Linked DNA regions of Homo sapiens: region 2 is linked to region 1. A link is a loop called in an ENCODE intact Hi-C map of the cell type or tissue named here. Cell type or tissue: heart left ventricle. All regions are shown on one strand.

Region 1 (2,500 bases):
TACAAGATGGAACAAGAACCTGCCTCCCCTTTGTTGAAACTTACGTTTATGTGTCCATTCTGGATAAGTCTTGCAGAAAGTTTGATGAACACTGTCAAGGATGTACAGAGTAGGGTAAAGCTTAGGCACAGGTCTAGGGCTTGAAGTGTCAGGTGGTACTCTTCGTAGTGTGGTGGGTCCACACAGGCTAATGGGAATTTTGCATATGGATAAGGAAAGGTAACTGCATAGCCAAGGTAATTAGTCCCTGCAATCCCTGAAAATGAATAGAAGCAATATGGGCCCAGGAGAGCAGATTCCAAGGCTATTGCAAAATGAAGTGGACATCCCATAATGCTCAGAATCACAAAGGTGAAAGTAGCTTCCCCCTGAAAATAAAGCAAAAATAAATTGTTACTTTGGGAACAAAATATTTCAAAGGCTTCTTAGCAATATGAAGAAAATAAAAGAGATGCTGGCTATGAATCTCTCCTATTGGAAAATGAGGGAGAAATCAATCACGACTCTCTCTTTATATTTTCATTTTCCCTTAAAAATGTCCCTTGTATATTCATTTTCTTTTTTTTTTTTTCACTTTTTAAGTACCGGGATACATGTGCAAGATGTGCAGGTTTGTCACATAGGTTAACATGTGCCACAGCGATTTGCTGCACAGATCAACCTATCACGTAGGTATTAAGCCCAGCACCCATTAGCTATTCTTCCTGATGCTCTCCCTCCTGCCGCCTTTCATTTTCAATCTACACCAGAGGAGAATAATATATCAGCCAACTGGGGCAAAATTTAAATTAGTTCAATTCAACAAACGTTTATTTATGTGTTTCCCATCACATGGAAGCAACTAGTCTGGGTTGGGAAAAACAAAGATGAGTGAACAAAATCCCTGCTCAAGGTTCTTGCTACTCAGCTACTCAGGATGTGGTCCATCATTCAGTAGCACTGATATCCCCTGGGAGCTTGGCAGACATGCAGAATCTCAGGCCTCACCCAGATCTACTGAATCAGAATCTGCATTTTAACCAGATCTCTAGTTGATTTACATGTACATTAAAGTTTGAGAAGCCCTGTGTTAGCCATGGCAATAAAATTTATAATCAGATAATGTAGTCTTTTTGTATCATGGGATTATCTGGTTTTATGCAGTTGAAATGCAAGATAGCATAGACTTTTCATCCTTTTTTAGAAGGAGAGGTACCAAGAAGATTGGAAGGAGATCCCAGATTAAGGAGCTGAGAATTAAAAATATGTTACTAAAAGCAGAGAAGCCTATAGATCCATTTCTTCAAAATGAAATTTAGGAGCACTAACACAGGCTCTGTCCTCCCCAAATACAATAATGATCACAGGAACTTGTAGAAAATATTTGGAGCAGGGATCAGATAAAAATTATTCAGGGCTGGGCGCAGTAGCTAATGCCTGTAATCCCAGCATTTTGGGAGACTGATGTGGGTGGATCACCTGAGGTCAGGAGTTTGAGACCAGCCTGGCCAACATGGCGAAACCCTGTCTTTACTAGAAATACAAAAATTAGCTGGGCATGGTGGCGTGCACCTGTAGTCCCAGCTACTTGGGAGGCTGAGGCAGGAGAATCACTTGAACCTGGGAGGTGGAGGTTGTAGTGAGCCGAGATCATGCCACTGCACTCCAGCCTGGGGGACAGAGTAAAACTCCGTCTCAAAAAAAAAAAAATCTTTTAAAACAGAGTTTATTTCTGAAATCCATTGTAGTAAGGCATCAATTAGACCAAATTCAATTCTAATTGGAAATCATATTTTTTATGTTCCATCCTGAACTTAGTAGTGATTTGACCTTCAAAGCCTCTCTACCATCCTACTTGGCATCGGTATATTTACCAGGTACCTCTGGGTCCACTCTCTGTAAGCCAACAGTAGAAGCACACCAGTTGTGATGGCCTGTGACAAGAAAATGGAAAAATAAACATCCACCACAGAAGGTACCTCTGGAAAGAGTTCAATCTGTCTCACAGTTTGACAACTTTATCATGAACTTGAAGGAACAGAAAATGACTCAGTGGATTTATGGCTCTGATTTCCTCCTCATCCGTGGAAAAAAACTGTGATGACGAGGAAAGTAAGCCATTAGTGTCATAAAGACATGATTCATACAAGTTCATTTTTTGATTCTCTATGTTGCCTTTGCCATCAGAATCATCGCCTCCACTACTGTAAGGTGTCACCACGATAATAGCTTGGCTTTATAACCCTTGCCATACATTTTATTTTGATTAAATGTCTATCGTTCACCTTTCTCACAAACTGATGAAACTGTAAATGGAAGGAACCAGAATGGAAACTTGTCACAAAACCCTGAGGCGACTTTCTCTTTTGCTATTTGCTTTCTTTTGAGATTCCATAGCCTCAGCCTGCTGGTGGGATGCAAATACACGATCCCCTTTTCTCAAATAACAAAGATTATCATTAGAATGAATGCATGATGTGGCATTTATTGTTCTGGGTACAGTGGTGTCCAGCCTTTCAAA
Region 2 (2,500 bases), 160 kb before region 1:
GGGCAACAGAGCGAGACTCCGTCTCAAAAAAAAAAAAAAAAATTAGGAGGGAGTGGTGGCAGCCACCTGTAATCCCAGCTGCTCGGGAGGCTGAGGCAGGAGAATCACTTGAACCTGGGAGGTGGAGGCTGCAGTAAGCTGAGATCACGCCATTGCACTCCAGCCTGGGTGAGAGTGAGACTCCATTTCAAAAACAAACAAACAAACAAACAAGAAAAAACAAAAAAGACTTAATTGTAGCTTTTCTCAATTCTTTATTAATATTGTTGTTAAACTGTTGAACTTCTTTTTCTATATAAATATACATCCCTTAAAATGTAAGTAACCTAGAGAAGTGTAACACATTGGGAAGCAAAATTATAGTGAGAATATCCATATGCCTTAAAGTAAATTAATAGCTGCACTAGAAATATTCTGAATAGAATAAGAGAACTAGAGTTGGAGTTTTGCTTGATGAAAGAGCATAGAAGGGGGTATGAAAAACAAGTCTTACCTAATTCCTGGTTTTGCCCAAGGCCTCCCTTGTTTTTAGCTTGTTAGAGTTTCTTTTTCTCAGTGAATGAGTTGTGTTCACTTGATATAAGCCACATAAGACACTGTAATGTCAACATACCTGAGGAACAAGAGACCTATCTTCTCTGTCTCTCTCTTTCTTGCAACAAATATTTATTGAATGCCTGCTTTGTGCCAGACACTCTGCTAGGTGCTGGGCAAACAATGATAAAACAAATATCCTTACCCTTGTGGAGCTTACATATAACAGAAAAGAAATTTGTGCTGGAAGCTTAAAAAATACACAGTGACTTTGAAAGATTTAGTCCCAGAAAAAACAAACTTCTCCCCGTATTCTACTCTCACAACACAAAATACTTCTGTGTCCTCTGGTCACCAAAATGTGTGAGGATTTCTTCCTACCAGCAACCAATCAACTCTACAGCAGACATTCATGTGGTGCCCTTTAATTCAATTCAATTCCGACACTATCTGCCTGGATATAGCATCAGACCCCACAGGTCAAAGGCTCAGTCCCACAGGCCTGCCCTCACTTCACATCAATCACAAGCCCGAGGTGGTTTTACCTGTTTCAGATCAACCAGCCATAAATATATACTTCACTAATAATATTGTGTTGATCACATATATTGAAATGATAATTTTTTAATATGTTGGGTTAAAAGAATTATTACAATACATAAATACACATCTTTAATGTCATGCATTCAAACAACAGAAGCATGTGAAATGTATGTAAAGTTTTCTTTATCCTACCTAAACTTTCACACCTTTTCCTCAAAAGTAACCATATTAATTTTTTGTGTGCAAGCTTCCAGAAATTTTCTTTGTCTGTACAAAAACAGATTTAATCCATTTATTACATGAATGGAATCATATTATGTTTATTCTTAGACTTCAAATGACTTTAATCTCTCAATCCATCCCAAAGCAGTATTATTCCCACACCTAAGCCAATCAACTCTGTTTCTTTCCTGATGTCACACTCAAAGCCAAATCTATTTTCTTTTCTTTTCTTTTTTCTTCTTCTTCTTTTTTTTTTTTTTTTTTTTTTGAGACGGAGTCTTGCTCTGTCGCCCACGCTGGAGTGTAGTGGCACGATCTCGGCTCACTGGAACCACCACCTCCCCGGTTCACACCATTCTCCTGCCTCAGCCTCCCGAGTAGCTGGGACTACAGGCGCCCGCCACCACACCTGGCTAATTTTTTTATATTTTTAGTAGAGACGGGGTTTCACCGTGTTAACCAGGATGGTCTCGATTTCTGGACCTCATGATCTGCCCTCCTTGGCCTCCCAAAGTGCTGGGATTACAGGCGTGAGCCACTGCGCCCGGCCTTTTTAATTTTTTTTTTTTTTTTTTATACAGAGTCTCACTCTGTCACCGGGCTGGAGTGCAGTGACGCCGATCTTGGCTCACGACAACCTCCGCCTCCTGGGTTCAAGCGATTCTCCTGCCTCAGCCTCCAGAGTAGCTGGGATTACAGGCGCCCACCACTACGCCCAGCTATTTTTTTTGTATTTTTAGTAGAGACGGGGTTTCACCATGTTGGCCAGGTTGGTCTTGAACTGCTGACCTCGTGATTCTCCTGCCTTGGCCTCCCAAAGTGTTGGGATTACAGACATGAGCCACTGTGCCCGGCCAAATCTATTTTCTTAAAGCATTTGCATCAATTTGATCTCTTCTGTGTCGTGTCTGCCTGTATTTAACTTGACCTGGTCTATGATGCTTTATAGGCTGGTAAAAAATGCAATAGAGAACAATTTTGCCTAAAATATCTGAAAAATTGATTCAATTCTTAATTGTTTACCAGACGAGTCTCAGCTTTTGTCTCCTATATAATCATACTTCAGTTTAACTCCTTTCTCCCTCCACTGCAAATTAACATCTGAATTTTTGTAATATAATTTTTGCTTTTTTAATATTAGAAGTTTATTCCAAACTATACTTTCTTAAATTCCATAAACCTTTTACTGGGAATATTCTTT

The links. Hi-C counts contacts between places; a loop is a spot of excess contacts. Peaks named below come from ENCODE experiments on the same cell type or tissue, not always from the same donor. Only the 100,000 strongest peaks of a DNase experiment are listed, where the experiment ranks them.
Region 2: it touches region 1 in a loop (4-fold over the local background); 1 of 110 quality-filtered maps calls a loop at or near these places.

What each region holds. Positions count from the first base shown.
Region 1 is chr3:171,851,395-171,853,894 of GRCh38, reverse strand. It overlaps TMEM212 (transmembrane protein 212), which reads right to left. Exons shown (of 5, transcript NM_001164436.2): 2 at 1,854-1,913; 3 at 45-368. Among named protein-coding and RNA genes, the nearest start is that of TMEM212, 9.3 kb to the right of the region's middle. In heart left ventricle, no CTCF peak of the experiment used is centred here; no DNase peak of the experiment used is centred here.
Region 2 is chr3:172,011,146-172,013,645 of GRCh38, reverse strand. No RefSeq gene overlaps it. Among named protein-coding and RNA genes, the nearest start is that of FNDC3B, 27 kb to the left of the region's middle. In heart left ventricle, no CTCF peak of the experiment used is centred here; no DNase peak of the experiment used is centred here; H3K27ac peaks cover 188 bases.